Linked DNA regions of Homo sapiens: regions 2 and 3 are each linked to region 1. Evidence: chromatin contacts called from ENCODE Hi-C or POLR2A ChIA-PET data. All regions are on one chromosome and are shown on one strand. The core of a region is the stretch at or near the end of the contact, and the rest is flanking DNA. Distances in the headings are between cores, read along the strand shown.

The links. A loop is a pair of places that touch in the nucleus more often than their neighbours do. ChIA-PET counts read pairs that join two places held with the same protein, here RNA polymerase II (POLR2A). Pooled maps may share reads with other maps.
Region 2: a pooled map shows a loop between it and region 1 (6-fold over the local background). The contact joins the promoter of PPTC7 here to the enhancer-like site in region 1. A Hi-C loop is called at or near these places in 7 of 50 pooled maps. POLR2A ChIA-PET finds 5 or more read pairs at or near these places in 2 of 52 experiments (H1 and activated CD8-positive, alpha-beta memory T cell).
Region 3: a pooled map shows a loop between it and region 1 (2.6-fold over the local background). The contact joins two enhancer-like sites. A Hi-C loop is called at or near these places in 1 of 168 maps with a recorded cell type or tissue (left cardiac atrium) and 4 of 50 pooled maps. POLR2A ChIA-PET finds 5 or more read pairs at or near these places in 6 of 52 experiments (BJ, GM10248, activated B cell and 3 more).

Annotation. Positions count from the first base shown.
Region 1 is chr12:110,078,203-110,081,699 of GRCh38, forward strand. No RefSeq gene overlaps it. Among named protein-coding and RNA genes, the nearest start is that of C12orf76, 31 kb to the left of the region's middle. RefSeq lists a cis regulatory region at 1,223-2,053 and enhancers at 1,315-1,394, 1,535-1,664. Within about 2 kb of position 1,674, at least 19 of the 41 ENCODE cell types and tissues checked have a DNase peak (open chromatin) inside an H3K27ac peak, as active enhancers do.
Region 2 is chr12:110,581,813-110,585,309 of GRCh38, forward strand. It overlaps PPTC7 (protein phosphatase targeting COQ7), which reads right to left and starts at 1,506. Exons shown (of 6, transcript NM_139283.2): 1 at 997-1,506. The coding sequence starts at 1,219. RefSeq lists silencers at 1,139-1,288, 1,329-1,658.
Region 3 is chr12:110,382,613-110,386,109 of GRCh38, forward strand. It overlaps ANAPC7 (anaphase promoting complex subunit 7), which reads right to left. Exons shown (of 11, transcript NM_016238.3): 7 at 231-348. Among named protein-coding and RNA genes, the nearest start is that of ANAPC7, 19 kb to the right of the region's middle. RefSeq lists an enhancer at 2,129-2,188. Within about 2 kb of position 1,804, at least 3 of the 41 ENCODE cell types and tissues checked have a DNase peak (open chromatin) inside an H3K27ac peak, as active enhancers do.

The sequences.
Region 1 (3,497 bases), core at 424-2,923:
ATGCGAAGCAGGTGGGAGGAGGGGGTATATATGTATATTATATGTTTAATTATGCATGGAATATAACTGGAAACAGGATCTACTATATAATTTGCAAGGCCCAGTGCAAAATGAAAATGTGAAGTCCGTTATTTAAAAGTTAAACATTTCAAAATGGTGACAGCAAAGCATTAAACAAATTCAGATTCCTTCTAAGTGTGGGTCCCTATATGACTGCACAGGTCCCATGCCCATGAAGCTAGCACATCTGGAAGGCTATACAAGGTGGTCTCTGGGAAGCGAGCTGAGGCTGGGGGAATTAGTCGGTGTTTGACGATTTATTTATCACCCTGCTTGTATCTGAATTTTTTCTACCATATGCGTTCATTACTTTTTTTTTTTTTGAGACAGTTTCACTCTTGTTGCCCAGGCTGGAGTGCCATGGCGCGATCTAGGCTCACCGCAACCTCTGCCTCCCGGGTTCAAGCGATTCTCCTGCCTCAGACTCCCGAGTAGTTGGGATTACAGGCATGCGCCACCATGCCCGGCTAATTTTTTGTATTTTTAGTAGAGACAGGGTTTCTCCATGTTGGTCAGGCTGGTCTCAAACTCCCGACCTCAGGTAAGCCACTGCACCCGGCCTGCGTTCATTACTTTTTAAATCACTGAACGCTAAATCTGTATCTCCAGACCATATCTGAATTCTGTGCATAGTCTATGAATCTATGAACCTATATAACCCACAGACACTTCAAGTCACATCTTCAAAATGAAACGCTTTCCCACAAAACAGTGCAAGTAAGGACTAATGAGAGGAGAGAGTGGAGACAGGCATGGACTATTTCTTCTATAGTCTTGGCTAGGAGGAAAAAGAGGTAAGAGGCCGGGTGCTGTGGCTCATGCCTGTAATCCCAGCACTTTGGGAGGCCGAGGCGAGTGGATCACCTGAGATCAGGAGTTCAAGAACAGCCTGGCCAACATGGCAAAACCTGTCTCTACTAAAAATACAAAAATTAGCTGGGTGTGATGGCGCCCGCCTGTAACCCCAGCTACTCGGAAGGGTGATAGAAGAATCACTTGAACCTAGGAGGTGAAAGTTGCACTGAGCCGAGATCGCGCCACTGCACTCCAGCCTGGGTGACAGAGCGAGACTCCGTCTAAAAAAATAAAGAAAGAGAGGTAAGAATGGTCTTTAATGGAGTCATGGGAAAATGTGTGTGTGTTGCAAGGATGTAGAGAAGATGGAACCATTTGAGCCATTCAAAGATTTTGATAGACTAAGTGGGATGTTGAGAATGGTGGTCTCTGTTTCTTTGTGAAGTAGGAAGCCACGTGTGAAGAAATGGGGATTGGGGATTGAATGGTGGATTTCTTAGTCATGTGTGTGTATGTGTTTACAATTTACAGAAAATCAGGTGACATTCTTCAGCAGAAAAGGGAGGTTTTTCTGAGGAAACACTTATCTCACAGAGCTCAAGTGCAGGAAATGTGGCCCAACCTCATGAGAACCTATTAATAGAATCAGAAACTAAACTGTCCTGAGCTGAAGTTGCTCTTTCAGTTTGAAACTGCGTGGGCCCGCCTCTGTTTGTCTCTCTGTGCGCCCATTGTGAGTCTCTGTAAACAATGGATTCCTCTGTTTCTCCCAGGGCACGTGGTCCAACACTGCCTTCAAGGTTAGGTGTCCACAGTTCGAGTGCAAGCCCAGATCCACTATCCAGTTCCGGAATTCAAGGGGAATGATTGGCCTAGTTATTTATCCCTAGTCCAATCAGCTATGGCTGTGGGCGGGGCCACAAACAAACATGGCGTCAAGCGCTGACGTCCATGAAGGGAGAAGACAGGGAGAAAGGAGGAAGAAGAAAAGGAAGGAGCGAGAGAGAGAGAGAGAGAAAGAAGAGAGAGAGCTCTCAGAGAATAGAGGCTAGGGGACTGCTGATTAAATACCCCAATTCCCTCAGGTGGGACAGCACTGAGGCAGGTCTAGGCAGTCTCCAGGGGACCCTAGTGGGACAGAGCCCAGATGCCCACAGCGATGACCTGCCCTTCCTTTTTTAATTCCACCCCCCTCCGCTCCCACCCCCGAGATGGAGTCTCGCTCTGTTGCCCCGGTTGCAGTGCAGCGGCGCCACATCGGCTCACTGCAACCTTCCCCTCTCGGGTTCAAACGATTCTTCTGCCTCAGCCTCCCCGAGTAGGTGGGGATTACAGGCGCCCTCCACCACGCCCGGCTAATTTTTGTATTTTTAGTAGAGACAAGGTTTCACTATGTTGGCCAGGCTGGTCACGAACTCCTGACCTCAAGTGATCCAACCACCTCAGCCTCCCAAAGTGCTGGAATTACAGGCGTGAGCCACCATGCCTGGTCGTGACCTGCTCTTTAGTGCTTCCTGTGTCGATTGCCTTCCCTTCCCTGCCTCCCTTCCCCATGCCTCTTCCTGGGTCACCTCCCAACAAACTACATTCACCTGAACCTCGTCCAGCCGTTATGTGCTGGTGTTAAGGAGTCTGTCTGGAATTTTCCCTGAGAGCAATAAGTGGGTTTATAAACAAGGGTGTGGCATGATCTCATTTGCAACTCAGAGCACTCTGGCTGCACCCTGGAAAATGGGCAGAAAGGGCAAGAGTGGAGACAGGGTCCTGCCCAGGGAAAGGGTACAGTGACATGGAGGGGGACTGAAGACAGCTCCTTAAAGGACACCAACATCAAGGAGACTAAGCTGAGGCACTAGGGAGGAGAGGAAGACCAGGAGACAGTGAGTATCCAGAGGCCACGGGATGAACACTTCACAAGTAAGCCGGTGGCCAAGGAGATATTAAGAGCGATGGTAAAGCTGTGAAATTAAAGCCGCTCTAGTAAGGGACCTGACAGATAAATTACTGGAACAGAATGGAGTCAAGTATTAAACACGAAGATAGGTGGAACCCGGGTGTGGTGGCTCACACCTGTAATCCCAGCACTTTGGGCAGCCAAAGCAGCAGGATTGCTTGAGCCCAGGAGTTCAAGATCATCCTGGGCAACAGAGGGAGGCCCTGTCTCTACAAGATATAAAAATAAATCAGCCAGTGGTGGTGCACGCCTGTGGTCTCAACCACTCGGGAGGCTGAGGTGGGAGGATCGCTTGAGCCCGGAAGGTCAAGGCTGCAGTGAGCCATGTTCATGCCACTGCACTCCAGCCTGGGCAACAGAGTGAGACTCTGTATGCAAAAAAAAAAAAAAAAAAAAAAAAAAAAAAGTAGGAACTTAGTGTGTGATAAAAACATTTAAATCAAGGGAGAAATAAATTCCTCCAGATAGGATCTTTAAACAATTGGCTACTCATTTAGGGGAGGTCCGAGGGAGAGGAAAATGTACTCAAACTTTACAGATTTGAAAAGATGTGTAACTTTTCAAAATATAAAGTGATAGAACTGTCATAGGTAAACTGAGTCCTTTCCTTATTTTATATCACTTGCAAAGAAAGAACACCAAAATTGGAAAAAAAAAAAAGGCCAGCTGGATTTATTCTCTGGCCAGA
Region 2 (3,497 bases), core at 256-2,755, 500 kb after region 1:
AAACTTAGTCTCACCTGGGAAGGGAAATCAAAGTGACATTTGAACCCAAGTTCAATGACAACACGTCCTTCAATTTCAAAGCGAGCGCATTGCTTTATTCATTCAAAGAGTTTTAACGGCACAATATCCCATAGCATACACAAAATCTCCTAAGGCGTACATTATGGTAAAGTTTCTGACTGCTTGTGAACTATATTTAGCCCTTTCTGCCAGCTCTCTCCGTAGTCTCCCACCCCCAAAAGGTATAACTGGAATAGGCCTCAGGGAGCACCTGTGGCCTGAAAAGGCTGTGACCAATCCTCAGAGCTTTACCGGCTGCAATCTACAAGTAGGCTCGACCATTCTATTTTGGATCAAGGAGACTCTGCCAACCCCCAAGTGACCGCAAGTGGACAAGATCAATTTGGGAGAAAACGCTGTGAGGGTTTTTTCGCCAAGCCAGCAGCCCCCACCGCCACACTCCGAAAAGGGTGAAGATTTGGTTACCATCCAGGCGGCGAAAGAATACGGCCGGGCTGTCTGGGGGCTCACGACTGCCTGTCGGCCGGCGATCCCGCAGCCTGGGCCGGGCTGTGGTGTCGGGAGCACGCGAAGAGGCAGGGATCCCCGGGGCATGCGGAGAGGGAACCAGAACGAGGTTAGGAGCCTGCAGGTGTCGCCCAGGGAGGGGACGAGGTCGCCCAGGGCTGGCACGGCCGAGTGAGACCGAGAGTGTGGCTCTGGACTCGGACAGACCGGTCACACTCTCGGGTTGTGACCTTGAGCACACGACTTGACCGCTGTGCGCCTTAGTTTCCTCCTCTCTAAAATGGGGGTCGTTCAAGCGGAAAACGCGCCTCGGAGCGCTTGGCACGGCGCCTGGCGCATAGTAAGCGCTCCCTCCATGTGAGCGCTCTGGCTCCTTTCGCCGCCGGGAGGAACTGGGGAAGCCCCGCGCGGGGAGTCCCCGGGAGGCGGATCCGAGGCTGGGGCAAGGGAACCGGGTCGGGGACTCACCGAGCACGTCCGCGGAACGGTGCCGGGCCACGAAGCACGCGTCGTCCCCGTAGCACGCGCCCTTCTTGAGGAGGCCCTTACGGAAGTCCTTCCCGAAGCCGCAGCCGGCCGTCACCAGTCCGTAGTCGCCGCCGCCGCCGCCGCCGGCCCTGGGGTCGGTCTGCGAGAGGCCGCCGAGCACGGCGCGGGCCACCAGCCGCCCGTACGAGAGGACCGAGAACATCGCCGCCGCCGCCCCCCCGAGGAGGCGGGGGGCCGGGGGAGCAGGAGGACGCGGAGGCCCGGAGCCGGCTCTCTCCTCAGCCGCAGTCGCGCCGCCGCTGGGGCGCTCCTCAGGGCGGCGCGCAGTGGCCGCCGCCGCCCCTGCCCGACGCGCGGGGCCTCGCACGCGCTCAGCCGCGCGCACCGGAGCCAGAGCGAGGTCAGAAGCGGCGGCTCCTCCGCCTCAGCCCAACTGAAGTCCCGGCTGCAGCGGCCGCCGCCGCCGCCGCCATCTTCCGCTCCACTAGCGTGTTCCGGGCGGTGCCGGCAGCACCGCCCCCTCCCTGGCCCTGCCCCTAGCCCCGCCCCGATTCACCGCTCAGGCCCAAGCCCAGCCCCTTGGGCTCGCTGCCTTATGCAGTCACCAAGGTTGAACATGCGCAGAGGGTGCGGACGCAGTGTCTCTTGGGAATTATAGTCCCGGAGTCGTAGTCACTTTTGACTTGGCTGCCAAAGATTTAGGACCTAGGGGGATTCCTCAGACGCGGGACCTATGTTAAGTTAGTAGGAATTGCAGGTGGGCCACGTGAGGGTTTTCTACCCTGTTTTAACCGTATCTTTTAAAGCCTGTTTTAAATAAATAACGCCACCATTCCTTTAAACAAAAACCTGCAAGAAACCAGAATGGAGTCACATAATGAGAAACAGAGGTACACAGATCTAGTGACACCTCCCCAAGTAATATACTGGAAGGATTTAGGGCGGCAAACTGTTTGGAAAGAAGAGACTTTTTGTAGTCTTTTAGGAAAAATTGAGAAAATGTTATGTGTCCCTATCAGAGTGGGAGGGGACACAGATGGTGTCATGTCCCTTTTGCTAACTGGCCTCTAGCCATGCTCACAGCTGTCTCAAGACCTTTGCCCTTGCTTTCGCTTCTACCCTTTGGAATGTAATTCGTTTACCTGAGGGTCCTGTGTTTTCTGTTGCTGTATCCCCAGAACACGTGAGCACCCAGTAAATATGTGAATGAATGAAAGAATGAATGAATATTTCACTAGATTCTAAGTTTCCCAAGGACAAGGATCATTTGCTGCTCAATTATTAGAATCTAAAGCAATGCCTGGCACACAGTAGGAGAGTGTGTAAATGTCTGTGGAATAAAAGAAGGAATAATGGGCTGGGCGTGGTGGCTCACACCTGTAATCCCAGCACTTTGGAAGGCCGAGGTGGGCAGATCACTTGAGGTCAGGAGTTCAACACCAGCCTGGCCAACATGGTCTCTACTGAAAATACAAAAAAAAATTAGCTGGGCTTGGTGACAAACGATTGTAATGCCAGCTACTCAGGAGGCTGAGACAGGAGAATCGCTTGAACCTGGGAGGCAGAGGTTGCAGTGAGCCGAGACAGCGCCACTGCATTCCAGCCTGGGAGACAGAGCTGGACTCCATCTCAAAAAAAAAAAAAGGAAGGAGTAATGGAATAAGAACACAAATGATAAAAGAAAGTCATGTTTGTTGAATACAGGAATGATTGAGTGAATGGGGTTCACAAACAACAGAAAATGAGCTTTGGGGCAAGTAATTCAATTTAGAGTAATTTTTAGTTTGATTGAAACATATATTTCTCAGAAACAGCAGTCTTTTTCTAGTTCACTTTTAACAAGACCATTGTTACTTTGGGGATTCCCACCTCGTTTTTAAATGGTCCTTTTTTATGCTTTCTTAATATATTTAAAATGCTGCCAACTATCAACTCAACACATATTATTCCGTTATCCTAATTACTGTCATCATTAAACACTTTTGCAGTTCACAGTGTGCCAAGTACTGTCTATATATATGTTTCTGTCTTTAAGAGCTTTCATCAAAATTGGACGGAAGAAATGACTTCACGTAGTGGCATTTTGTCAAATATACAGAACCCAGAAAATGTTCATTTACTGGATAAATGGTATAGTAATGACAATAATGCATTCACACCTTCCTTTTTTTTAATGGCACAAGAATTGGAGAGTGCCCAGAAGAGGGGGTAGTGCCTCTCGGAATCCTCTACTTGGCATTTATATTGCTGCCAGCTGTGCTAAAGGTAGCTCTTTCAAGTACACATACCACTACCAGATCCCAGTCAGTCTGGCAGGTAATTCTACCCCAAGGACAAACTTTTTAAAATAGCATGTCAACCCTATTTCTTGCCTCGTCAAACTCCTTCAGACTGCTCCTACTTTTCCTTTTCAGGGCATATATTACCTAATTTCCATGTCAGTCACAAGAACTGGTTTGATGGGATGAGTAGGAACCTAA
Region 3 (3,497 bases), core at 554-3,053, 300 kb after region 1:
CACCTGGAGTGCAGTGGCACGATCTTGGCTCACTGCAACCTCTGCCTCCTGGGTTCAAGCAATCCACCTGTCTCAGTCTCCCAAAGTGTTGAGATTACAGGCATGAGCCACCATGCCTGTCCAGGTGATTACCTCTTAAACCTGTGCTTTCAATTTATATTCTCTTCAAGAGCAACCATTATCTCTTAATCTACTGACAACTGGGGAGAAAAGAGAATGCATAATCATACCCAGAAACCACCCACGGTTCTGCATGCTGATCAGAGATATTGAAAAGGCGGCATCCAAGGTTCTCAACATCCTCTAGCCGCCCTTCTCGTGCCAGTAGGTAGCCATATACATCCATTCCTAGAAGAGAAGGACATAGTGAGAAGAGGTGTTTTAAGAAGAGAAGCAGGGGTCCCACATACAGGAGTAGCACCCAACATCAGACCCCATGCTGAGGCCCCAGCTCCTGCAGGGGCTAAGCCCTTTCCACCATCACAGGCTCCTCCAACTACTATTTCCAGTTTCCTACAAAGTGACTATTAAAATGCAAAACCCAGGTTGGGCACAGTGGCTCACACCTGTAATTCCAGCACTTTAAGAAGCCGAGGCAGGTGGATCACGAGGTCAGGAGATCGAGACCATCCTGGCTAACACGGTGAAACCTCATCTCTACTGAAAATACAAAAAATTAGCCGGGCATAGTGGCACGCGCCTGTAATCCCAGCTACTTGGGAGGCTGAGGCAGGAGGATCACTTGAACCAGGGAGACAGAGGTTGCAGTGAGCCGAGATCACGCCACTGCACTGCCTGGGTGACAGACTGAGACTCTGTCTCAAAAAAAGAAAATGCAAAACCCAGCTGGGCGTGGTGGCTCACACCTGTAATCCTGGCACTCTGGGTGGCAGAGGCAGGAGGATCACCTGGGCCCAGGAGTTCAAGACCAGCCTGGGCAATATGGTGAGACCCTGTCTCTAAAGAAATTTTAAAATATCAGCCAAGTGGCCAGGTGCAGTGGTTCATGCCTGTAAACCCAGCACTTTGGGAGGCCAAGGAGGGCAGATCACGAGGTCAGGAGTTCGAGACTAGGCTAACAGGTGAAACCCCATCTCTACTAAAAATACAAAAATTAGCTGGGCATGGTGGCGTGTGCCTGTAATCCCAGCTACTCAGGAGGCTGAGGCAGGAGAATCGCTTGAATCAGGGAGGCGGAGGTTGCAGTGAGCCAAGATCGTGCCACTGCACTCTAGCCTTGGCTACAGAGCGAGACTCCGTCTCAAAAAAAAAAAAAAAAAAAAAAAGAAAAAAAAAAGAAAAAAGAAGGGCCAGGCGCGGTGGCTCATGCCTGTAATCCCAGCACTTTGGGAGGCTGAGGCAGGTGGATCACGAGGTCAGGAGTTCAAGACCAGCCTGGCCAAGATGGTGAAACCCCGTCTCTACTAAAAATACAAAAAATTAGCCAGGCACAGTGGCAGGCGCCTGTAATACCAGCTACTCGGGAGGCTGAGGCAGGAGAATTGCTTGAACTCAGAGGGCGGATGTTGCAGTGAGCCGAGATTGCACCACTGCACTCCAGCCTGGGCAACAGAGTAAGACTATGTCTAAAACATAAAATAAAATAAAGTAAAATAAAATAGAAAGAAAAAAAAATTAGCCAAGCACAGTGGCACATGCCTGTGGTCCCAGCTACTCAGGGGGCTAAGGCAGGAGGATTGCTTGAGCCCAGGAGGTCAAGGCTGCAGTGAGCTATGTTTGTGCCACTCCCGCCTGAGTGACAGAGTGAGACCCTGTCTCTAACAACAAAACCAAAACCAAAACCAAAGGAGGCCGGGCACGGTGACTCATGCCTATAATCCCAGCACTTTGGGAGGCCGAGGTGGAAATTCAAGACCAGCCTGGCCAAGATAGTGAAACCCCATCTCTACTAAAAATACAAAAACTAGCCAGGCGTGGTGGCACACACCTGTAATCCCAGCTACTCAAGAGGCTGAGGCAGAAAATTGCTTAAACCAGGAGGTGGAGGTTGCAGTGAGCCGAGATTGCACCACTGCACTCCAGCCTGTGAGACTCTGTCTCACAAAAAAAAAACAAAAAAAAACAAAAAAAACAAAAAACCAAAGGAGCAGAACAACCTACCTCACAATTTGAAAGCCTGCTATTTTCAGGAAGTGCTTGTCCTTCTATCCTGTGGTGTGATACACAGCTACCCTAACCCAACCAGAAAAGGCCCAAAAAAGGCATCAACTAAGGTCTCTCTTCCCAGAGTTCTAGACCATCAGAAATACACTGCTGAAAAGCCAATCAGTCTCAGAAAAAGTTGGCCTATTCCAGAAAAAAGCTTGTAGTTCTATCCAGAATGCAGTTCATTAAAGATCACTGCCTCGGGCTGGGTGCAGTGGCTCAGGCCTGTAATCCCAACACTTAGGGAGACTGAGGCGGGTGGATTACCTAAGGTCAGGAGTTGCAGACCAGCCTGGCTAACATGGTGAAACCCCCGTCTCTTCTAAAAAAATACAAAAATTAGTTGGGTGTGGTGGCGGGCGCCTATAATCCCAGCTACTCGGGAGGCTGAGGTGGGAGAGTCACTTTAACCAGGAGGCGGAGGTTGCAGTGAGCAGAGATTGTGCCACTGCACTCCTGCCTGGGCGACAAGAGTGAAACTCCGTCTCAAACAAACAAATAAAAAATCACTGCCTCTCCGCAGCCCCCGCTTTATTCTCACCCACATTCTATAAAAAGGGACCTATGCTCACTGTTACCCATCTCTTGCCACCATTCTCTTCCATCCCTTGCTATCCCTTCAGATTCCCATGAAAATTCCTCTCAAGCCAAGATTACTGCAATGCTCCTGCTAGCCCCTGGGCCTGGGTCTGAGATTCCAAGCTGCCATTGCCATTCCAAGCTGCCAGCTGTTGCCAGACTAGTATTTCTAAAACATCATTTTCATCATGGGTGCAGGCAGCTTGGAGAAGAGGAATAAGCACTTGAGGTGAGGGGAGATCTTGTGCAAACAAATCCATCCTTCTAGATCTGCTTCCTCATCTAAACGCTTGGGATGGCCCCTTCCCAGCTCCATCATTCCCCTGGCTTAAGAGCTCATAAGACTGTTTATTGTCACAAGGCCCTGTTTTTCTGATGGCCTTTTTTGGACCTTTACAAATAGACAGCATATCTATCTGACCTTATTTCCCACTATTCCTGAGAACTCACTGCCAGTGTCCTAACTGCCATCTGTTGGAGGTCCCTGTGAAGATTACCCTTCACCTGCAATCTTTTTCAAGATCAGTGATTTTTCTGTTGTTCACGCCTAATTACTGCCTTTAATCACCTTATCCCTTTCTTATTCCTTTTTAATTATACTAAGGACATGGCAAAACAAAATTCCCTAAAAGGATATTATGGTTTTAGGGATGCCATCCAAATTCTCAGTCAGGCACACCATAAATTTATAAGTCATAAGGAGGAGCTATGACCCCCTCAAAAGAAAAAAAGCCAAATAATGATCTGTGGGG